Regions from separate parts of the Homo sapiens genome. Here region 2 is linked to region 1. Evidence: read pairs that join two places in POLR2A ChIA-PET (ENCODE). Cell type or tissue: Panc1. All regions are shown on one strand. Each heading gives the region's core, and the rest is flanking DNA. Links, peaks and the distances in the headings are about the cores only. Region 1 holds the start of TGFB2-OT1 (TGFB2 overlapping transcript 1). Region 2 has its middle 61 kb from the start of LINC02869.

What was found. ChIA-PET counts read pairs that join two places held together with the same protein. Peaks named below come from ENCODE experiments on the same cell type or tissue, not always from the same donor. Only the 100,000 strongest peaks of a DNase experiment are listed, where the experiment ranks them.
Region 2: POLR2A ChIA-PET joins it to region 1 with 8 read pairs; 1 of 35 experiments calls an interaction of 5 or more read pairs at or near these places.

Annotation. Positions count from the first base shown.
Region 1 is chr1:218,438,966-218,451,790 of GRCh38, reverse strand. It overlaps TGFB2 (transforming growth factor beta 2), which reads right to left. Exons shown (of 7, transcript NM_003238.6): 7 at 7,172-10,587. The coding sequence ends at 10,429. It overlaps TGFB2-OT1 (TGFB2 overlapping transcript 1), which reads right to left and starts at 9,165. Exons shown (of 1, transcript NR_125715.1): 1 at 7,796-9,165. In Panc1, for the core only: no CTCF peak of the experiment used is centred there; no DNase peak of the experiment used is centred there; H3K27ac peaks cover 3,506 bases.
Region 2 is chr1:218,564,864-218,577,688 of GRCh38, reverse strand. No RefSeq gene overlaps it. Among named protein-coding and RNA genes, the nearest start is that of LINC02869, 61 kb to the right of the region's middle. In Panc1, for the core only: no CTCF peak of the experiment used is centred there; no DNase peak of the experiment used is centred there; H3K27ac peaks cover 3,416 bases.

The DNA of each region.
Region 1 (12,825 bases), core at 6,629-11,628:
AAGAGACTGAGTTGGCTGGGGACTACTAGCAAAGCCAAAACCATTAGTTGGGGAAGTAAAATCAAAAGCTGCCACCAGGGAAGGGCTCTCTACAAGAGAAACATTCAAAAAAGTTCCCATAGAAAGCTTCAAGCCCACAGGAAATGTCTAGTTGAGATGATGGATCACAGACTGCCCCAATCGCCAGACTTCCATGGCAACCTTTTGCAGGCACCATCATGTGAAGGAACAATTCTCCTTTTTGTCCTAGGATACGTCTTTTTTGGGAAATGACAAACCGTGATCTTCTAAACATTTCATGTTTGATATTTGACATTTTCCCAAGGCCTCCAACCCTGACCTTGCCATGCAATAGAATGGGGAGAAAGATGCTTCTTTTTTTAGAGATGGGCAACATTGCTTTTAGAGATCTGGGCAGATATACAACCATCTCTTAACAGAGCATGGAGTTGATATGATTGAGATTCCTGGAGAAGTGAGTATGAGTCTGTTACCAGACCACATCATAGATCCTCATCTTCTGATAGTAGTTCAAATATTTGCAGTTATCATGAAAATATCTTTCATTGAAATGGCCTCATTTTTGCGAAGATTTCCTCATACATTTATATCCCACTTGGTTAGTAATTGACAAATGCTAGCATTGTACTGCATCAGATTTACCTGGAATATATTTCTCCTTTACTATAAAATTCCCTTTCTATTCCCCCAAATGGTCTGACCCAGTAGGTTTGGGATAGACCTGAAAATCTGTAATTTTAGAAGCTGTCAAGGTGACTGTTGTGTGCCCTGGTTTGGGATCAGTGAGTACAGGGGGAAGTGCCCATCCATACAGAAATGTGCGAGGTTTGCTCTGAAAGTCTACAACTCTAGACTTTTTCAAAGTGTCTTACAAAGAAGACCGGGTTACAGAGATTGATCTAATTGACTCAAATTTTTCCCCATTACTGGCAGAAATATCTGGCCTTTAGCAGGTTGGTAAAGCCCATTTTTCATTCAGTTTATTATTCCTTGAATTTCCCCAGAAATAACTATTAATAGTCACTCTCTTCTGCAGTTCAGAGTTAAATTGTTATAGGTCAAATTGTGTCCTCTCTAGAAAGGATAGATTGGAGTCCTGACCCCTAGTACCTCAGAATATGACCTTATTTGGAAATAGGGTCTTTATGGAGGAGACTAAATTAAAATGCAGTTATTAGGGTGGGCCCTAATCCAATATGACTGACGTCTTTATAAAAGGGAAATTTGGACACAAGATCAGACACATATCGAGGGAAGACAGTGTGAAGAAATTCAGGGAAAAGATGGCCATCTACAAACCAAGAAAAGAGGCCCTGAAACAGATCTTCCCTCACAGCCCTCAGATGACACCACCCATGTCAACACCTTAATTTTAGACTTCTAGCCTCCAGAACCGACACAATGAAATCCTGTTGTTTAAACCACCCAGTTTGTGGTACTTAGTTCCAGCAGTTCCAGCAAACTAATACCTAAACATTGTGGCCCAGCCTCCATATTTCTTCCTAACAAACTTAACTTTTCTTGTGTAACCATTTTCTCTTTATGTAGGCAGTCTTGCTGGGAGAGTAACTACTCCCTGTTTCTCTTCCTACCACAGAAGCCAAGGAACTCAGATTCTTTCCCTAAAATCCCATGTTCTAGCAAAGGAACTGGCTCATGACCTAAGTTCAGCCAACTGATTTCTTTCTTCTGGAACTTTCCATCTTGAATGAGGGAAGCACTGAGTAAGGAAGTATTAGGAGGCCATGCTCATAGCCTCCACAGAGTGGTGGTGTCTGTCTCAGCAGTGACTCCCCTGACGCTATGGTCTGAATGCTTGTCCCCGAAAAATTCTTACGTTGAGATTCTAAACCCCAAGGTAATGGTGGTAGAAGGTGGGGCCTTTGGGAAGTAATTAGTTCATGGAGGCAGAGCCTTTATGGATGTAATTAATGCCCTTATAAAAGTGGCCTGAGATGCGCCCCTTGGCCCTGCTACCATGTGAGGATGCAGTGAAAAGATAACCATCCATGAACCAAAAAGCAGGGTCTTATCAGACACTGAATCTGCTGGTTCCTTGATCTTAGACTTCATAGTCTTCAAAACTGTGAGGAATAAGTTTCCATTGTTTATAAGCCACCCAGTCTAGATGACAGCAGCCTGAATGTACCAAGACACCCTCTATTCCTGCAACAGTCAATTGGGTTTCCTCTTTTCTGCCTCTAGTCCCTCCAGGGCTTCCTTGATCTCTGCTAATCCCCAGGTCTGTTTTCCCTGTGTCCTATTCTCTGTGAACCTCATGTGAAATAATCAATAGTCAGCCTTTTTTTTTTTCAGTTTTGGCCCACCAAAAAAACAAAAACAAAAACAAAAACCCAGTTCATGTGGTTCAACCTAATGATTTAGCCAGTCATTTTTTCTTGTTACTAGTAACCTCAATATTTTCAATGCACCTCACACATATGTTACAACCTAATAGTATAATTCACATGTATCTGTCTTCCCAACACCACTGTATTCTCAATACCTGTAAAGTCATTTGTAATTTTTGTTTCTGATTCTTTGGTTGCCCTGATGTGTTTTTCTGTGATTGTACCAATGAACAGGAAGCAAGCGTCTATTCATTAATTCAACAAATAATTACTGAACATATTCTATATGTCAGACTTTGTTTAGATTTTAGGTTCTAGGTTTGCCAAGTAAACAAAACAGGACTTTACAGGTCATCCAATCCAATGCTTTTGTCTTATTGACAAAGAAAGCTCTGAGAAAGTTAGGTGATTTTACTGACTTCCATAGTATCAGTGGCAGAACTGGAGCTATAGTCCCATCTATGCCCTTTTTCAATTTAGCAAACATTTTTCAAATTGCCATAAGCTCAGTTGCGTACTAGAGGCTGGAAACAGGATAAATAAGGAGTTGTATTAGTTTGTTCTCACACTGCTATGAAGGAATACCCGCGACTGGGTAATTTATAAAGGAAAGAGTTTTAATTGACACAGTTCCATATGGCTGGGGAGGCCTCAGAAAATGTGCAATCATGGTGGAAGGCACCTCTTCACAGGGCGGCAGGAGAGAGAATGAGTGCCAGCAGGGGAAATGCCAGATGCTTATAAACCATTGGATCTTGTGAGAACTCTAACTATCACGAGAACAGCATGGGGGAAATAGCCCCCATGATTCAATTACCTCCCATCATGTCCCTCCCACAACACATGGGGATTATGGGATTACAATTCGAGATGAGATTTGGGTGGGAACACAGGGCCAAATCATATCAGGAATGGCCTCATGTAAGAAGCACAGGACTGGGAACACTCACTGATTTTAGGGAGGACCCTGGGAATGGGGTCTGACAATCCCAAAAACCCAGCACAACAGGGTGGATACTGAGAACAAGGAGAGATGTTTTCCCATCACATCATTTCTACAACTAGCACTTTGGCTTTTAAAGACTCCTGTTGAAAGACAATGGCACAGTGAGACTCCTCAACTGAATCTTTTGCTTGAAGTTAAGCTCAGTTGACCAATTTGTTTTGTTTTTCTCTCTACACTTGCTGTAATGGTATATACAGGACATCAAACTCGACTAAATGTGTGGCACACATAATGTCAGTGCTCAGGGTTCCCAACTCCCTTTCTGGCTCAACTCCATTTGTCCCTCCTGCCTTTCTACTTCTATCTTGCCCTGAGGTATTCAATGGTGGTCTCACTTTTCCAGGTCCTGGATAGAGATTAAATAAATCAAAATCCATTCTAGCACGTTTCGGTTGAAATTGTTTCCTGTGCTGCCCCATTGATGATTTTCATATTTAAAACTATATATATATATATATATATATATATATATATATATATATATGAATGTATGTATATGCTTGTGGAAAAAATCCTACAAGAATAATTCCTCATGGATAACTCTCAGAGCTTGTAACAAAGGGGTAATATTAAGGGGGTTGCTGGACTTCCTTGGGGCTCCTTGGTGCCTCTCCCACCAGTTTCTGCCTAAATTTCACCTTTCAGAAATTTGAATGGAGTCAGTGATTTCTTGGAGGGCCAGGTTATGGGCAAGGGGAAGATGTGCACACGTGGTGATGTGAAATTTGATACTTTACTAAATGAACAACTGCCACTTGATTTAACATTCTCCCAGTTTTCGGTAGAGTTTAATTTTGGTTCAAATGAAGAAATTAGTGTTACGCCCATGCTTGAGGACAAGCCAAACTGCATGACTTCACATCGCTTTTAGAGCAGTATTGAATTACATAACTTCTTAGCTTGTTTGCTCCCAACAGCCTGAGATTCGGGATTTTCAGAATTGAGATTTGGGCCTGAGGAGAGGGTTTCCAACTCCAGGGCTGGCCAGACCTCGGTGATGTCACCTGAGGAACACATGTGTGTTCTTTCAGTTGGGTTGGCATCTATAGGAGAGAAAATCCCATGTTGGAGGGAAAGCCTAAGAGATTATATTGGGCCTCTTACCACTAATTTTTTGCTTTTCTGTTTAATTATGTCTGTTCTCTTAGGCTGAATGATTTTCCTAGTTCTGATCACACAGCACAAAGTCTCTCTCAGTACATTCTGTTCCCTTTACAAGGTCTCTGCCCAATTACAGGAACACACTCATCTCTTCTCCAAATGACCATTACGTGCTGAAATAAAGAAACTAGCTACAAAGTATTTCAGGGAAATAAAGACTCAATCAGGGAAAAACCTGAAGCAACTCTTTCATTTAAAAAAGGCAATTAAAAAGCATTACCTTTGCAACGTTGAGTAAAATTATTCATATATATTGATACAATTACCTCATATTTACATTAATTATTTCTCGAATCTCATCAGATCTAGTTATTATGCTCCAAAAGAGGCACAAAAATAACATTTCCTCTACTATCTCTGACCTGACCTGGAATGTTAGTAAAATCAGGGTCCTGGTTTTCTTTGTTCAGTACAGAGGATGCGGTTGCAGAGACAAGGGAAGGACTAGAGAATAGAGTGATGATTTAGTAGATTAGCAAAAAGAGATGCAATCTAGTTTTTGCTAGAATTACAAGGTAATAGACTTTGATAGAAACAAAGGCATGTATTAGCTAACGTTCAGAGACAGGTTTGCCATGATGCGCTTGAAGTCCTGGTCTTTCGCTTTTACGGGCCCTAAGACTTTCAATCTAATTTTGTATTTGAAATTTTGCTTCTTTTTTTTTTTAAAAAAGCAGTCCTCCTCCCACACACGTTATATGTGTTTCAGGAAGACAAAGCATAGGTCCAACCATAGTCTAAGGCTTATTAGCAAAAGGAGCACAGCTCAGCTTATTCCCAGATAGAAAAGTAATGCCATCTCAAGGCTAGTGACTGCAAGGAACAGTGAGTTTTTGGCTTCTTCTTTTTATTCTCCCCTAAAAATGGTAGAAAATGTTGTCACAGGTACATTAATGAAGATTTCTAAGGGCAGAAATCATTTCATACAATAGCCCAACTTGCTTAGGGGTAGGTTGTGCTGTTCCACTTAGTGGTGCTTTGCTTGTACGTAACCATCAGTTTCATCAAGGGCTTTGCCAGTGGGGCTTAGGTAATATTTGTATTTTCATTACCACATTTTTCAGTCAGCATCACCTTTTATGTTGAACTCTACAGAATGTGAATATTCAACAAATTCTGACCTACAAAAACTGCACTTTCATAAGATATGACCTAATATTGTTCAATCATATGTAAATTACAAAAACAAAGGCTGGTAATATTATAGCTTATGGGAATCATGTAACCATGGTTTGTAAACAGAGCTGCTTTCAAATTATTTGCCAGAGCTGTCTACTAGAAACACAAGAACACAAGACACAAATGTGAGCCACATAAGTAATTTTAAATTTTCTGGTAACTGTATTAAATAAGTGAAAAAAAACAGGTAAAATTAATAATATACTTTATTTAATCCCATATATTCAAAATAGTATTATTTAGACATGTAATCAATATAAAAATCATTAATAAGACATTTTACATTTTACACTCTTTTTTTGTACTAAGTCTTCAAAATCTGGTGTATATTTTACACATCTGGCATATCTCAATTCACATTAGCCATGTTTTGATTGCTCAATGGCCACATGTGGCTAGTGGCTAATATAATGGACAATGAAGTCCTGGACCCTTCACTTACAAGCTGAGTGGTCTTGGACAAGTAATTTAAGCATTCTGAGTCTGCTCACTTCCCTTTAAAATGGAGTTATATTCTTTTAAAAACCTACATCCTAGGATTAAATATGAGATTAAATAAATCAAAAGAGAACAGTGTCTGGTAGATGCTCAGAATACTGTAGTTATCAATACTGCATTATCATGTTAGGGAGTGGGTCATTCAACTAGCCACTGTTCTCTTTTACTTTGAATTTTCATTGGTGGACTTCAGTAAAGCTTAAAATGAACTTTTTCCCTATAATAACTTCTGTCAGTCCCGTAACCAAAAGGTTAACATATAGAGTTATAGAATATTCTCAGGAATTACTGATGTCCTGATCAATTTATGAGATAAGGGTCTGGAGGTTTTATACATTTAGTATCAAGATGGAGAAATATGAGCCCAGGTTATAGTCTGGAGGTTAAAAGTTCATTACAAGATTGCCAAGAAACCAAAAACAGAACAGGCTTGGAAATATTGTTAAGCCTGCCTGCCATTTACTCTGCCAATTACAGAAGAAACACTAAGCAAAGTACCTTTTCACGTGTCTATTCACTTAACTACAACAAGGGCACTAAAACACACAGACAAAACGCTATAGAGCAGGGATTGTCATCTTCATTTTAAAGAAACAGAGGCCCAGAGTTGCTGACAAATTTGCCAAAGTTGGTAAGGCTGTTAGGTGGCTCTTTTCATCTCTCTGATTCTATAATACCTTCTATTCTTACTCATCAATTAAATATAATGTGGGTTGGGGTGATAGCTCTGGGACTAGCCAGGCTGCACAGAAGCATGAACTAATGGGTTTAGAGTGACAAACTTCCTCTCTCTATGAGTTTACTATGAAAGATCAAACACAGATGAGACTGCAGAAAAGGGAACCATTTTCTCTTCTATCTCAATACTCGAATTGATGGTTTGTTTCTAGATGGTGTTTAGACAACACAACAGGCACACACTAGTTCTTTCACTAGACAAAGCAAGACAACCAGATTGAGTCACAATTACTTTTTTTATTAATCCTATTTATTAAGAGATTGGCAACTCGTTTGAGGAGTCTGGTCTTGTAGGTAGCAGCCAAAAAAATTGGAGGAAATAGGGTGGGTTTTTTTGTTTGTGGTGCAGTGGTACCAGTGAAACTGACAGGCAAGTAGCTGATCCCAAACAACCAACCCCAGAAAGCACGTGGCTCTTGTTATATCTGGCTGGCTCAGCAACTATCCAAGTTATGGGGCTACAGGGGATACTGTCTAGACCAGTTCTTTTGGCCCTGGCGTTGGCAGAACATAGAACCAGAAAGCCAAAGCATGGTGCAAACATCTCTCTGCATTTTTTCTGGTCGGCAGTCAAGCTGGATGGAAACTAAATCTCAAACAATTACCAAATAGCAATAAATAAGGGAATAAAAAGACGGCACAGGGATTTCTTCTATCCTTGATGGATATGGCCTGACTCTTGTGCTTTAAAGCATGACTTCTGAAGTGACTGTCCTTAAGGGAGAAAGCACAGAGGGCAATCGGAAAGGTGGTATGACTTTTCCAGCTTGAGATAGTCTTATTGCATCACAGGTGTTTTCTAGACTCGATGATGGTACTGATAGGAAAAAGACATCCACATATCATCGAAATAATTTATTTACCACTAGAGCACCACAAAAACAGACATACATCGTGTTAAAATACAGCGTAATTGGTCATCAAAATACAAAACAGCTAATCTTATATTCCATTTTTTAACCATGCCAACGATCAAATTGTACTGCTGATTAACACAAAAATAATTGCTGCCCACTTGCATACTAGCACTTCACCCCTTCCTTGCCACCTCCACCCCCCTCCCATGGCAATATTTACTTATGGGAAATAAAGACCTTACAGAACCCCCAAATTAAAAAAAAAAAAAACAGATTCAAGAGATCTTAAAATAGAGCATTTAAAATATTATCAGTGCATTCATGAGGAAAGACAAAATAATACAAAACAAAATGTCATCCTATCTGAGAGGAAAATGTCTGCAGAAATAAAAGTGATTTACACATAATAGAAAAGTGGAAGACAAAAAAATAATCAACACACACTCAAATCTGGGATTGGGTTACATCCAACACAAGGGCTGTTTACTATTATGGCATCCCATCTCTTGCTTTTCCAGTTTTCAAACTTGCAAATCCAATTCTTTAATTAATGGTCAGGAAATTCCAAAAAAGAAGTAGACCATATCAAACAACTTCACTTTGGATTCCCGCCTCCTTATGCTGCTCTTTAGGTGAAACTGCAAATATTCCATTGCTTTGCCTATTAATTTTTATTTTAAAGCTAAATAAGCGACAAGTGATAAACTGACATATTCTATTAACCCCAGCATGAGGATACCTCTTCTGCAATGATGTGGCAAATTATTTATTAAAGCAAGGTAAACTTTAGCCTCAGATATAGATAACTCTCACTCAGAGGAAAGAAAGAATTTTTTGATCATAGGAAAAATTGGCTTGTGCCTTTTCCCCTTCAAAGAACATTTATAAAAACCTTATAACTTCAGTGAAATACACAAAATGACTTATGCTGACCTGGACTTTTTTCCCCTTTTGAAAAATCGACTAAAATATATATCTTTCAATTTCCCCCTGAATATTAAAAACCTGACTAAAGAAAAAGATGTTTCCTATGAAGTGTCCTCTTTGTAATAACAATAGGATTTTACAAAAATATTGATTAAACCAAGGTAGAGAAACTTTTCTTAACTCAATAAAGATTCTGAGTTTTAGTTAGAACCCTAAATCCTTGCTAAAATGAAAACATTTTACTTCAATTTTCTATGTATCTATAACATTCCTCCTTTTCCTAACATAAAAATTTGTTAACGTCTGACTTGGTTAGTAATGATGCTTGGAAGATGAAGACCACTGAACTCGAACCCATCTTTTCTGTGAAACAAAAAAAAGAAAAGACAAGTGGACCCAGGTAGCTTATGTCATAATAATGAAAGAAACACAAAGCACAAGTAGGGCAAATGTTATTAAAAAAAAAATGCATTTGTAGTGCAAGTCAAACTATAGGGGCTTTACTCAAAAGTACTGGCCAGCTAAAAGAAACATACATTTGTGAGTGATCATTAAAAAGAGCCCAAATTTAAGTCAATCTAAATCATAGTTGACATTATTACAGAATATAAAAAATATGGTAAAAATTTACACATTACACATAAAGTAGTTAATGTTTTGATTTAATAGTTTGCAAAAGAGATCTGCAGATGTGTTTTCAATTATGCTGGCTTCTATATCCATCTATTTTAATAATATAGGTATGGTTACATATACCAAAACAAAGGAAAAAACCTATAGCATAGCTATACAGCAATATTTTAAGGTCTGAAGTTTGACCAGTACATGTCAAAACATTTCAACATTTCACTGGTTTACTAAACTGACAAAGAACCATTTACAATTAAAAAGAAAAAAAAAAACTTACAGACTTATTCTGACTGAAAGTTTCTTTTATTAACAGTCTTTTTAGTTTTTGGACCTTACAAGAAGCTTCCTTAGGCAGCTGATACATAACATGTGTTTTCAGGGTCTTTATCTTAATGCAGACTTTCTCGGTCATATAATAACTCACTTGGGTTTTCATCCCATTAATATGACCTCTTTTTTTCTGGCTCGTTTGAGTTCAAGTTCCTTAAGCCATCCATGAGTTTCTGGCAAAGTATTTGGTCTCCACTTTATACACCTGTTTTATTTTCCAAGGGCAATGAAACGTTCATTATATAGTAACACACAATAAATAACTCACTGTTAACTCTAAGAGTAAGAATGGGAAGGGTGCCTATTGCATAGCAATACAGAAAAATCAAGTGAGGCGCGGGATAGGAACGGTACGTACAGCAACTCCACTTAATGGGATTTTCCTGTTTGTTGTTGTTGTTGTTGTTGTCGTTGTTCACATAATTAACACTAATAAATTCTTCCAGTGTTTATTTTTTTCTTTAAAAAAAATTTGCTTCTTGTCTCTCTCACTTACAAAGTAGGTGAAATGTAGAATAAGGCCTTCAACTTTTTTTGTGTCAGATGCCAGTTTTAACAAACAGAACACAAACTTCCAAAGTGTCTGAACTAGTACCGCCTTTTCAAAAATTTTTTAACACTGATGAACCAAGGCTCTCTTATGTTTTCTTGTTACAAGCATCATCGTTGTCGTCGTCATCATCATTATCATCATCATTGTCATTTTGGTCTTGCCACTTTTCCAAGAATTTTAGCTGCATTTGCAAGACTTTACAATCATATTAGAAAGCTGTTCAATCTTGGGTGTTTTGCCAATGTAGTAGAGAATGGTTAGAGGTTCTAAATCTTGGGACACGCAGCAAGGAGAAGCAGATGCTTCTGGATTTATGGTATTATATAAGCTCAGGACCTGAAAGGACACAGGAGAGGAGAGACAACATAGGGAAAGACGGAAAATGAACGCAATTCGTTTTTAAAAAGAATTCCACATTGTTAGCAGTCACAGCACTGAGTAGGCAATTTAAAATTATTTTTGGTTGCTAATTTCCTAAATTACAGTCAAACTGATATGTGACCTTAGCAATCACCAAAGTCATTATTTTCCCACACGGAACTCGTTTTCCACACATCTTAAGCAAATGATTCTGTAAGAGTCAGATTGGAAAAAATTGCTCATTCAACAGATTTTCCCGGTTTTTCCAGTAAGTCTTTCCTCTGATCAGTGCTTGGCTGCACATACATCCTAGGTCCCCACAAAACTTGATCCTTATAGCATTTGGTCTTATTTCTACACTACTCTGTAAATGAAGTTGTTTCTTGAGTATACATTTCAATCCCATCTAGATTAAGAGCTCCCTCCAGATCAGGAACTCTACAGACTTTGCTTTTATCTTGTGGCCCTAGTAAGTCTTCTCTGGACAAAATGAGATTCATGTACTAAGTGAAGAAATGAATACATGAATAAGTAGAAGAATAAAAAGTTTTATCAAAGCTCTCATAAGAGCTTTAATCTACCTTTGGGTATAGAAAAAGACACCTGTATGCAATGTGAAATCTTTCTACAGGCTGGGCACGGTGGCTCACGCCTGTAATCCCAACACTTTGAAGGATCACTTGAGTGTAGGAGTTCAGGACCAGCTTGGACAACAGACCCAGACCCTGTTTCTTTAAATAAATAAATAAGGAAGGAAGGAAATGAAATCTTTCTACGTTAAGTGTCTCCTCAGGCCAATTTAAGGTATCCTCAATTTTCATTAAAAAAAAAAAAGCCTGTTTTTTTACCATTGCTTCATAAACACAGTGATGCTAGAAATGACATAAAAGTGATCTCTAAGATCTCCTATAAGAAATAATTATTCACTTTCTTACATTTTGCTTAAAACGATCATAATCATAATCACAATCATAATCAACCCTCCACTAACCTATGCGGTAAATGGTAGTTGCTGAGTTGGAGGAGTTAATGGCAAGTCTGAAAACAGAATGAAGAGACGGTTCTATAATTAGCCTTACACCTTCAACCCCATTCTGTATCAGAGGGGTGTGAGACTTTTACTAATGGAAGTATGTAGGTTCCCCACTGATGATACAGAGACATTTCCAAGGATGCCATTAATGTGTTAGTCAAACAGCAAGTGACCTTTTCCTCGAGATTCACTGCAATTTTTTCAGCCTAAGACAGAAGATCTGTTCAGCACAGCAACACTGACTACTTTATTAAGCTACCTCTGGCTTCTTGGGTAACTGTCCAAACCACATATTTGTGACCATGACAGTTATTCTTCCTCTCTCCTTGAAAAACAAGCATGGTCTCAGCCTTCACACACTCCCTCTGTGTATCAGAGAGGAGAATTATGTTTCTACTTGGCAACAGGGCCTTGCCCACATTACAGCTACTGCTGCCGCAGCCCAGAGGAGGCAGCCTGGCCAGAGAGCTCAGACAAAGGGACAGGCATGAGCAAGCTTCCCTCACATGGCCAAGCACACGGTCGCCCCCGAGTGCCAAAGTCTACAGGGGAGTTGGGAAAACAGCTGAAGGAAGAGGAGCCGTATTTGTCAATTTAAATTCCAGCATATGTAGGTATTTATAAATAAATATACTTTATGCTCCCTGAACACATGAGTTTTCATATGAACTAAAGAGGAATTTTTATAATACAGATTGTCTAAAATAATTGATAACCCCCAAACTCATGAATTCAGCTGAATGTAGTATGTGATCTTTTTTGGCAGCTGATCCATTTTCCTACCCTGCAGTGAAGGCAATTTTTCTAATGCTTCTTTAATAGGGAGATTTACAGAGGCATAAAGAGCAGAATAGAAACCCTAACGTGTAACCATATTTTAGGAATTAAACCCACTAAGATAGAGCAAATGGAGGCCTGGTTATAAAACAAGGAGGCCTGCATGCCAAGCCTTGGTTTGTCACTAATTTTCTGTTTGGTTTTGGGTATCATCTAGACTACATGATCTAGACCCCAATTTCTTTTTTTTTTTTTTTTTTTTGAGACAGGATCTCACTCTGCCACCCAGGCTGGAGTGCAGTGGTGCGATCTCGGCTCACTGCAACCTCCGCCTCCTGGGTTCAAGCGATTCTCTGCCTCAACCTCCCGAGTAGCTGGGATTGCAGGCACCCGCCACCATGCCT
Region 2 (12,825 bases), core at 4,484-9,483, 130 kb before region 1:
AGGCTGCAGTGAGCTATGATCATGCCACTGTACTCCAGCCTGAGTGACAGAGTGAAACCGTGTCTCAAAAATATATACATAGATAGATATAGAGTTATCACAATGATATACTGTGTTAGTTCATTTTGTGTTGCAAAAAAAAAAAATAATACCCAAGACTGGGTGATTTATAAAGAAAAGAGGTTTATTCGGCTCACAGTTCTGCAGGCTGTACAAGCATGGCATCAGCACTGCTTCTGGTGAAGACCTCAGGAAACTGACACTCATGGCAGAAGGCAAAGAGGGAGCTGGTGTGTCACTTGGTGAGAAAGAAAGCAAAAGAGAAGAGGAGGTGCCAGTCTCCTGTAAACAACCAGCTCTCACATGAGTGAGAGTTTGCTCATTGCCAAGGGGAAGTCACCACGCCATTCAGGAGGTCTCTGCCTCCATGACCCAAAAACCCCCCACTAGGCCCCACTTCCAACATTGGGGATTACATTTCAGCATGAGATTTGGAGGGGACAAACATCCAAACTATATCAGATACTGTTTATAAACAATTATTATTGAGTCTCAAATTGAATTCTTAATTGCTTCAATTTTCTCAGTATGACTGAGACAGTCAGATTTGAAGATTAAAGACACCAAAATGGAAGTGATTGACTGTGTGTCCTACCACTTTTCTATGTGATCCTGTACAAACCACACAGCTTTCCACCCCCAGCAACTCCTTATTTCCGGAGACCAGCTCGGTACCAAAGGGTTCACGTGATTCTATAATAAACTGTGCTCTCTTCAGGAAGTGCATTACGACAGGTGAGGAAGGGCCTTCTTATCCTTCTACTGGCTTCCGCATCCTTGAGGTGTCCACACTTCATACAGCGCAGGTCTTGTTTGCTAATTGCAGTCAAAGCTCTATTTTTTCTGATGCTGCAGGGACCCTTGCTCAGTTCCCACAGCATCCTTGTTCCCAATACGTGACTGCAGCTCTCATTTGCTTTTCAGCTTGAGTGGTCCACACGCAGCCCTCTGCTAGAGCACCAGCTCTTGCTTCCCTTGTGTCCTCTCTAGGGAAAACACCCTCTGGTTAATATCCAGTCATCTTCTTTGCCCCTTGTTGGAAACTTCTGAATCCCTTTTATTCCTTGTTCAGGCACTGGGGCGCCTGCAGCTCTATGTTGAGACCAACCACCTAGGCATTTCTCTCAGAAACATCTGCTCCCAGAGCCATGCCAGCTGTGACTCTCTCTCAGGGGGCGTGCATCTTTTGAGGCTGAGCTGGGAGAAGACTCCCATAAAATAGAGGGTTCCTACCTCTCAGAGCTCTTCTAATCCAATGTTAGATCACAAGATGAGATAAAAAGATAAGGATATGAATGCTTACAGGAAATAAACTAAATGTCCTAAAAGGAAAAAAAGTATATCAAGAAGTGATGTTGGATTTTGTCCCCTCTTCCCCATGCCCTCACCATCACACACATGCTCAAAGACACAGAGAAGGGCTGAACATCTGAACGTTAATGCAGCTTATTGAACAGAACAAAGGAATCTATTCTATAACACCACTGAGTAATACAGATTTTTCAGATGGAAAATTTTTTTCAGGTAGTATGATGTTCCAAGAATTACACAAGGTGGTTTCCCATACATCATCTCTTAGCAATCCATTGAGGTTGGAGTGACTCTCCCCATAGTAAAGATGAGGACACTGAGAGGCACAAGGATCAAAAGACTTGCCCAGAGGTGCCAAATTTAGCAAATGATAAAATCTGGCCTGAAAGTCTACCCTTCTTTCTGACTGTTAGGGATAATTGCCTCAACCTTGTCTTTCATCATAATGCAAGATAAGATGTTTGTGATCTTTTAGGAGGCAAATTATATTTTATAATTCACAGCGTATTATTTTTTGGATTCTGCTTACAGAATACTAAGATAATGTGTTTATTTGTTGCAGGGGAAACAGGAAACAGCAAAATGAGGAGGCAGAGGTGGGAACCTTATTTATCACATAAATGGAGCTATCCATCTCTTGTGGACCCCCTCAAGAATTAACCTCTTCTGTCATCCAGCTTCCTGGCTCAAAACACCACTGTCTGATAGGCAGCAGTTAGAAACCCCCCCCACAAAGTAGTCACTTGTGCCTAAGAGGGCTTTACTCAGGTGATGGTGGTGAGGAAAAGTACCCAACATATCCAAGCAGGAGGTGTGAAAGTAAAACACTGCTCAGCTTTCAGCCCAGACTTCTGCAATGAAGGTGGGGACTGGTAGGTGCTTGGTTTGACTTCCAAGACCCCAGGGGAAATTGGCACCTGTGTACACAAGCCCCTGTCTACCAGAGAATGTTCTTTTTAGCCTAGGTTCTCAGTATGACTGAGACAGACAGATTTAAAGATTGAAGACACAAAATGGAAGTGATTGACAGTGTGTTGTACCACCTTTCTACGTGATCCTGTATAAACCACACAGCTCCAGTTGCTACAGACTGAATTAGGAGGTAGGGTCTTTGAGAGGTGATTAGATCATGTGTGTGGATCCCTCAAAAATGGGATTAGTGCCCTTAAAAGTAGATACATATGAGAGATTCTCTCTCTCTCTCTGTCTCTCTCTCTCTGTTTCTCTCTCTCTGTCTCTGTGTGTCTCTCTCTCTGTCTGTCTCTCTGTCTCTCTCTGTCTGTCTCTCTGTCTCTCTCTCTGCTCTCTGTTGGGTGAGGACATAAGGAAGATTGCTATCTGTAAACCAGGAAGTGAGCCCTCACCAGACACTGGATCAGCCAGCATCTTAAATCTTGGACTCTCCAGTCTCCAGAACTGTGAGAAATAAATATTTGTTTTGTAAGCCACCTAGTCTATGGTATATTGGTTATAGCAGCCCAAACTGACTAAGACAGAGGTGGCTTGAGCCTATGGAAATAATGCTTGAACAAGTCAGAGATTTCATAATATTTCTATTTCTTTGGGAACACATTTCCCTTATAATATATAAGTCATTGTTTTGTTGGGTTTTGTTTGCCTTTCAGACATTTGAATTTCAAACACATTTTTCAGGAATAATTTGCTTAAAGGACTTTATGTATGACCCCATAAAGAATGTTACTAGCAATTGATCTATCATTAGTATGCTTCTGAAAACTTCTCTGGGAATCAGATTTAGAGAAATCTGAATCACAGCAATGAAGCATTAAAGAGTATATTATTAAGGGAGCCGGTGGTTATTCCACTAATAAAAACTCCTTTCTTAAAGAAAATTATATTCTACCAAATTCATCTTATTTGTAAATGCAAATTTCTTTTATAGATTGGGCCACCTTAAAATGAGGATGTCACAGATGCTGAACTGGTACCAAAAAGAAAACTGTACCAAATTCCTCTCAGTATTCTTTCTCATGGCCCATCATGAAGAAGTAGTGTGGATGATTTTGACTTGGCTAGCAACACAGAGATAGAAAACATGCGCAAGACCAGAGCTGAACATTCACTCACATGGGACAGGAGAAGGTACAAGTATTGAACACATGTACTAAGACCTGCCAACAGTTTTCACTAACAAGTTTCTGAAAGTATGGGATTTCATCCTGGACAGGGTAAAGAGAAAAAAGCCAAGCCAATTTTTTTTTTTTTTCTCTGATGTAAATCTGTGGCTTCCAGGAATTCCAACAGGAGCCACCCCTATGACTCCAAGGTCAAAATGCACAACTCTGGGAATTTTTGTTCAAGCGAAGCCAGTTGAGAGTGGGTGTTTTCTCCAGGGGCAAGTTCAATGTCCTGAAATTGTTAGAGATTTGAAAGTAAGGACCCTGTCAAAAGACAAAATTAAAACATAATTTAGATTAAATGACCTCAACTGATTTTACTGTGATTCTAGAATCAGGCAACACTTCATTCCATAAAATAGGATAAGTGTCTCGATGAGTGGAGCAGAGGAGGTTTGCTTTATAGGCAGAAAAAGGACTGAGGAAAGCAGAAACAAAACAAAACAAAACAAAATGGATTGGTCATTTCAAAGTTACTTTACTTATACGATGGGGACAGAGAGACAGAACAATAGAAAAATAACTGACTGGTTAACATCAGGTCACTTCAAGTTAAAGATGAAAACACAGGGAACTTCACATGACAATTGAAAGCTGAAACTGGCCTGTTTGGGAAATTGGCTGTTATCTTTTTCTTCTGATTCCTTGGAATGTTAGACAACAACTTAGTTTCAGTTTGATGACATGGAACTTTAGCATGGGTGACTCCATTTTTATTTTGTCTGGCCTGTTGAGGCTTAGTGCAGGAGTCTAGTCCAAAGCAATGGCCTCCTGTAATTTTTATTTAACAACAATCACAGACATATCTTAATATCCCGGAGGATACTGGAGATACTGAGACTCAAGAAGACAAGTCAAGCTTCTCAATAGAAGCTTCATCCCATTTTATCATATGAAATTGTTTCTAGAGACTTCTGCATCCCCCCACACACTCCGCCACACACACACCTCTTGCTACTTAAATATCCCAGGGTTCCAGAAGGTTCAGGAATTTCACTCAAGAATGAAGATTCTAGTCTCCCTCTTCCCTGGACTGTAGCCTGAAAGACAATTCCTTGTTCCATTCCCAATTGTCAGCTTCTTATGTCTCCCTGCAGGTTGTTGGTTAAGTAAACAAATATGACACTTGATTGCATGGCCTATTCAGTTTGACATCACTGTTTCCAATTGGCCTGCCTTAAGATCCAAGTCAGCAGACTGGGACCTGAAACATGCTCTCCTACAGGGCCTCTCCTTCTATTCCTGAATTTGACAAACCAGATCAACTGTGTGAGTACTAAGGTTTTCCTCTTCTCTGGAAAATGCAGAGAATCATAGAACTGGAGGCACCATTCCCCATGGACCCAGTGCAGGATTGTGCCTGTCAATGATAGAGTGGACTCACAGTGTTTGAACTGGGATTCACAGCATCTAACACATAGTGGGGAAGCATAGTCCAAATTCAATAGCTACAACTTATGGAAAGAAAGGGCTACTGGGAGGGTGGATGAGAAGACTGAGGCATCTAGGAATCTGAGCAGTGTTTGAGCTTTACCCTTTAACAAGGATCTGGTTTTCTAAAAACCTAACTCCCTCAAATTAGTTGGGTCATTGTTCCTTGGGAGTTTTATTCTTTATTGGGAGAATTTCCAACATGCAGCATTACTTCTTTTCATCCCTAATTGTGATGCTTCCTGCTAATTGAAAGCTAGGCCTTGTGGTTTTCAGAACACTGATTTGTGATGGTAAAACCTTTACCCATTGTTCAACAAAGATGTAAAATAATTAATTGGCTACTTGGCAGATAGGTTCAGCATTTTCAGGATCTGTTTTATAAGAAATTTTATTGATGAAAATGTGTCTAAAGCTTTAGCAATGCACTTGGCTTCAGCATTTGGCAGCAAGGAGACAAAATCTTAAGGCCAAAAACCTCCCCAGGGCATGAGGCAAAGTACGACTTTGCATCTATATTCCTGCTGTAGGTCATTAGGGGTCTCCTTTTACAGACAATTGGCAAAAGGTTTCAGTGGCTGTTTTATGATCCGTTTTGATTTTGTATATGAGCAAATCTCACATTTCTGCTGTGAGACATGCCCATGTTTTACCGCATTGCCCTTAAACGATTTTTCAAGAAGCTGCATTAACTCTTAAAATTGACAAGAATAAATAGAGGCACCATAAATTTTTAAAGTTGAAGTCATAGGCATCACATGCTAACTTACTTATTGTTAGGCTGTTGGGAATGAGGTTGTCTGCGGTATGTTTTGTTAGACAGAGAAAAAAATAAGTGCTCAAATTCATCATCAGCAAATATACTTGGTTGTCACTGAAGCCATGAATTTTAGGAAATTAAACCAGGTCTATGTGATACCAAACAAACAGTCCAATCCAGCAAAGCTCTGAGAAGAAAATCCCCGTAACATATTGTTTAGTCATGGATAAACCTGGTATTTAAGTTGACATTGGGCGAACCGACACCGACTGGCTTCTTTGTTGTAAACCTCTCTGAACCGTGTTCAAAGCCAGCTCACAGAGACACCATAAAAGTGCATGTTTACCAAGTTAGCACATTCAATACATATCCATTCTGTTTCAAACAGAAGATCAAGGAAGGCGAAAAATGATAAGAGAGTGCTTCCTTCTTGAATGTGGGCCATTTGCTGTAACAATGTGAGTTTATAATAAATGCTTCCAGATTAAAATGTCTCTTTCCACATTCAAACGTACTCTCCAAAATTAGCCTGTTTGGGGGAAAATGCTGCTAAAAAAGGAGCAGGCTATTCAAACAGTGCCAACAAGGAGATTACACAGTTGTGAGTCTAATTTCCATTGTAGTGTAACTAGCATCAGAAGAACAACTAGAAAAATTGGCTATCAGGCATATTATTGACACCTATTTCTTGCTATCACAGCAGAGTACTGGACACTTTTCCACATAATTCCTTCTTTTTGAGAATTCATGACCTGGCTTTAAGAAGTTACCCTAAGATCAAAGTTAACATATGAAGTGTCAGGCCAGAAAAATGATGACTATTTTTAAAATCTCAGGAAAAGCCAGGCACGGTGGCTCACGCCTGTAATCCCAGCACTTTGGGAGGCCAAGGCGGGCGGATCACAAGGTCAAGAGATCGAGACCATCCTGGCTAACACAGTGAAACCCCGTCTCTACTAAAAATACAAAAAATTAGCCGGGCATGGTGGCAGGCGCCTGTAGTCCCAGCTACTCGGGAAGCTGAGGCAGGAGAATGGCGTGGACCCGGGAGGCGGAGCTTGCAGTGAGCTGAGATCATGCCACTGCACTCCAGCCTGAGAGACAGCGAGACTCCATCTCAGAAAAAAAAAAAAAAAAATCTCATGAAAGTAAAAATCAATAAAGGAAAGCACTGCTATATTCTGTGCTTTGCATACATATACAGCGTCTTATATATAGTTGAAGATAACATCAAAAGTAAGGGCCTCAGCTCCCTCTGTTCTTACTACTCAAATATTATAATCCTTTGACTATTCTCATACCTAGGAGATGTTTCTGGGTCTTACTGTGTTCTACATTGTGAAATACAGCATTGTTTGTGTCCTTTTTACTCCCTTTATCAGGAATTTTATGAGCTTAAGAAAATCCTCCTTTGAGGATGAATCAGATATACTTTGTTTTTTAGGCTAATGCTGTGAAATAGGGAAATGGTGGTGGGCGGGGGGGAATCTATCAAAATATGAATGACTTCCCAGACCCAATCCAACAATTTTCATGTGGGTAGCTAAATCTAAACATCATACAAAAGATAAAGAAATACAATACACCATACAATAAATAAAGAAATTGTTTATTTTTAGGGTAGAATGGAATATCTTTTTGGAGGCCAAAACAAAGGTTTTTCTCTGCAAAAGAAAGGAGAGAAAGAGAGAGAAAGAGAGAAAAACAAAGAAAGAAGAGACAGAAAGAGAAAGAAAGAAGAGAGAGAGAGGGAGAGAGAGAAAGAATGAACCTGTAATAAGTTGTCTCAGCCAGTGTTCTCTGGATATATAAAACAAATAGCTTAGGTAGATAGATAGATAAATCAATTGATATAGATATATGGTTATATCTTTCTATCTCCCGCTATATAGAGAGAGAGGGAAAGAGAGAGAGAGAGATACAGAGATTTATTTTAGGGAATTGGTTCACACAATTTGAGAGGCAGTTATTTTTGAAATTTGTAGGGCAGGCCGGTAGGTGGAAAGTCAGGCAGGGTTTCAGGAAACCTCAATTTTTGCTCTTAAGGCCTTCATCTGATTGGATGAGGCCAACCCTCATTATAGAGGGTAATCTCTTCTACTTAAGGTCAACTGATTGTAAATGTTAATCACATGTACAAAATACCTTCAGCACAACATCTGGACTAGTGTTTGACCAAACAACTGGGCACCACAGCCTGGCCCAGTTGGCACTTAAAATCAACCATCATATGAGTATTGTGCAGGCTGCATAAGTGAAGCAGAAGACGGGGAAACAATATAAAAGGAGTACAAGCAATCTCCTGCCCTTCTTCCACAATTATAGAGTGTCAAGATTCAGGGACACTGGTGAACTATGTGGTAACCTTTATAGTCACCCTTGTTCAGGACATGGAAGGGAACAGATTTGAGGTAAAATTAACGTTTTCCTCCAGGAAATCCTCAGCCAAGATCTGTGGGTTCAGGCAATCACTCTTCTTATTTTCATCAATCTCAAAGAAAGATTGTCTTTCTTGTTGTTGTGTCTCTGAGAGAATTCTCTGGGGTGTATTGAGGGCCTCTGACCAATACTTCCCTTGCTTCATCTGAGAGACCGGAACGGCAGTGCTGTGGCTGCGCCCAGACCCACATACATTAATCATTTTAGTGAAGTGAAGCCAGGCATCTTGGTCAAATCAATGATCAATCAACTTCAAAATATCAGAACAAGGTGTTGGATGGAGTTAATAATATTTTGGTGAGTAAACTACTTCTTCATTCAGGAAAAAAGTTTGAAATGTGCTCAGTCTTAGTCATGGGTTGCTTAGGGTGTTTTCCTTTTAAACTGCTCCTCAGAGGGGACATCCTATTTCTAAAAGTGCAGGAGACGTGAGCAAAGTGATACCAGTCCATGAATAAATTGTTGTACTGACTTTCCTAAGTAAAATATTATAAATCAAATAACATCTTCAGAGCATTTAAGGCACAGGAAGTGAATCATAAACAAAAACTGCGGTCCTGAATTTTGAAAAAAAATTTTTTTAAAAAAACCTCATTAATTAGTGGGAAGGTGAACTTGAAAAATCTGAGTTCATATTATTTTTAAAAGAAATATTATTTATGACTTTCAAGTTCTTTTAAGTATAATGACTTCAAAGTATTGCTTAATCCAGTTCTTTTGTGAATGTGTTATTTTTTAAAAGTACATGAGAATAAAGTGAAATCATGTGTTTGGAGAGGAAAGCTACTACAGCAAAGTGATGTATAGTCATTTAATTACTTCATGTTTTGTTGCTGTTTGTTGCTCATTAGCAAAAGAGCGACTAGGAAATTTTCTACTAAAGCAAATATTAACATCTAAAAATGGATGTTTGTTGTATTATTCTCTCTTCTTTGTGCATGTTAGACTATACTTCATAATTTAAAATTCAATTACAATTTTAAATTAATTTTTCTCATGAGAAAGAAGGCTTGGTGTGCCTGAGCTCTAGGATTTTATCACCTAGGGTGCACTTGACAGACTTTAGTTTTGTGGGGACAGAGCCCATCCTGTAAACATCCCCTTTACCATCACCAGCACATGGACAAGCACACACCTATCCACACACACACACTCTCTCTCTTACTCTTTCTCTCTCTCTGTCACACACACACACATACATGACCTGGCAAAGAGGGGATGTTGGAGGCTGTGCTAAGGCAAGTGGCCCTGCCCTACAGGGGTCTTTCCTAAGAGGTGAAGACATATCAGAAAGTGGAGAGAAGTGTGGGTCATTTTCTTATTGTAGAACTTAAAACTTTACTTGCACCCAGGGACCCAGTCTTAGCAGAACCTCAGATGACAATGGTTCCAAGGGTCCTGTGGGCCTGAAAATGAGCCATTTCTATACGCCAAGAGCTACAACAAGCACCTGCTAACCAAGCCTCAAGGGGAAGCATTACTCTAAGCCCACCAGGCCTGACCAAATTTAGGAGATCAGCACACCACAGTATTTTGTGGCAGAAGGACCAACAGTAAGTCTATAAAAAATGGATAATCTGGACTATATAAACCACGTATTCTGCCACAATTCAAAGGAGAGAGAGGAAACCAGAAATGTTTTAAATGCTATTGTTAGACTTCCTAGAACTTTGGCAAATGACAGGCACCCTTGAAGGATTTATTTTAATTTAGAAAAAAAATCAATGTTTTGACATCTTGAATATTAATGTGTCATTTCATATGTGTTACACCTTCAACGTACTTTAATGTGTTTGCAAACAGTTGCTTTCTTCCACAATAATCTGGTTGCTAAGACAACACTTTTTCCCTCTACTATTAACCTACCAACAGACTTTATTGAGATTTCACCAGTTTTTCCACTCATGTCATTTTTTCTTTGACAGGATCCAACACAAGGTCCAGAATTGCATTTAGTTGTCATGTCTTCTTAGTTTCCTCCCATCTGTGACTCTTCCTTAGTCTTTCTTTATCTTTTAGGACATTTATACTCTTTGAAATGTATTGATCAGTTGTTTTTTAGAATGCCCTTCAATTTCAGTTTGCGTGATATTTTCTCATAATTAAATTGAAATTATGCCTTTTAACAAAAATACCACACAAGTGATGTTTTGTGCTTCCCAGTGAATCATTTTGGAGTATACCATGTCCATATGTCTTATTACTGGTCATGTTAAGTTTGGTCATTTGGTTGATGTGGTATCTGCCAAGTCTTCGGACTATAATGTCACTATTTTTTTCCCTTTGTAATTAGCAAATGTACTGGGAAGATAGTTTGAGGCTATACAAATATTCTGTTCCTCCCTAAACATTTACCCATTAATTTAAGGATCTATTGATGGTTCTTGCCTGCAACAATTATTACCGTGATGTTTACCCTGTGATATCTATTTCCCTCATTTCTTCTATGTTTACTAATTGGAATTCTTCTGTAAGGAAGAGCTGTGTCTTCTCCCCATGTATTTGTTTATTCAGTTAATTCGTATCAGTATGGATTTTTTGGTATGGATATCTTCCCCTATTCTTTGGACGACAATTCAATAATATTTATTTATTTTACTGGTTACATTTGTCTAGCTTTTTCCATTTGAATTTGAATTTCTTTTGCTTGATCCCTGTGTCCTTTCAACTCACCCCATTCTCTTTGGAGCCCATCCTTGCGTTCAGGTTCTGTGATATGTTCCAAGTTCATCTATTTTCCTGTCCCATTCCCAGAATCAACCACTTCTCCAAGAAGCCCTGGTTTCTCTTATTGGAGAATGATATTTACCAACTAAAAGGTGGGCATAGAGAATCCTTTTTGTTTGTTTGTTTGTTTTTTGAGACAAAGTCTCACAATGTTGCCTGGACTGGAGTGCAGTGGCACGATCTTGGCTCACTGCAACCTCTACCTCTCGGGTTCCTGCAATTTTTCTGCCTCAGCCTCATGAGTAGCTGGGACTAAAGGCGCACGTCGCCACGCCCAGTTAATTTTTGTATTTTTAGTAGAGACGGGGTTTCACCATACTAGCTAGGCTGGTCTAGAACTCCTGACCTCGTGATCGACCCGCCTCGGCCTCCCAAAGCACTGGGATTACAGGCGTGAGCCACCACGCCCGGTCGACAATCCTTTTTAAATAGAAAGTTGAGAAATGTTCTTACTCCTCAGCCTTTAAATATTATGATTTGCTCTACTTGAAATATTTACTGTTCTGTAAAATGCCTCTTTTTCTCCCCCCGCTGCAACTACATTGTCCGTTCATTCCATCAAAACATTGATTGAATTTCTGCCTTGTCCCCAGCACTGAGGCGGACAGTAACAAAACAGTGAAGAAGACAAATTTGGCTCCCGCCCTTGTGAGACTTACAGACAACTAGGGGAACTAGACTTTAAACAAGGAATTACAATGCAGTATGAGAAGCACTGAGCTGGGCATGGCAGATTCATACAGAGCACCTAACTTGGGCTTGGGTGAGGTCCAGGTGGAGGGACAAGAAAAAGTTTTAGGAATAAAACCTATCTAAGCTAAAACCTGAAGTGTGAATAGGATTTTGTCTCAAAAAGAGAGTAGTTGAGTAGAAAGTATAGAAACAGCAAATATTCCAGGCGTAGGTAAAAAGCTGGTGCAGAACAGAACATACCTCAATCTGGTAACTGAAAGAAGTAGCACATTTGGAGAACATGGTATTGGCAGTGGAGGCTGTCAAAGCATACAGCTAGAGGGTGAAGTGGGGGGCCAGATCAGAATGGGCTTTGTTAAACAGATTTAAGAGGCTGCATTCATTCTAAGAGCCACTGAAAGGCAGAGAAACCTTTTAAGCAGGAAAGTGGCATGATCAGATTTATACTGTAGACAGATCACTCAGGCTAACCTGTGAACCATGGATTCAAGGGGAACACAGCCAGCAACTGTTTTAGCAATTAGGTGACATGATGTAACTGAGAGGATGGAGAGAAGTGAATGGATTCTAGTAATATTTAGGAGGTGAAGTCAACAGGACGAGATGATTTATTGGATGGGAGAGATGAGGAGACAGAATTCACAGGAGAGTACAGTCTAATTGTGTTATTGAATGTCCTTCTATTTGCCTTTGTGTGATTGTTTCCCCTTGATTGGTTTCAGGTTATGCATTTTCTCCAGGACTATGACATAAGCGATCTGTGTCCTTTAGTAAGAGGCACATGAGTTCAATTGGTCCCATTTTTAGTGAGATTAACTTTAATCTTTCAGTTAAGGTGGTGTTTGCCACACTTCTCCCTTTTTCCAAAGGTACCTTTTATAACTTTCTGATTAATAAGTAATCTGTGGGAAGATACTCTGAGACTCAGTATATGACTATCCAACAAACTTTCAATAGTTTTAGTTTCCATTGATGAGTTTTGCCCAAATCAATTGTTTTTATGATGGTGGCAAAATGGTGGCTCTCAAATTCTGTCATTTATTCTATTAGTTTTTATCTAACGGTGAATAGAATATAAACAAATGAACAAAAATACAGTTTCTCCCTTCCTTTGTTTACTTATTTATATTTATTATTTATTTATATTTTCAGTATCATTATGGACTCTCAATTGTCTTATTCAGTGCACTGTAATTCATTACTGTCAGTCATCCTTCTGATGCTCAAATTTTCCCTGATTTAACTAGTGGAAACCGCTCTGAGCTG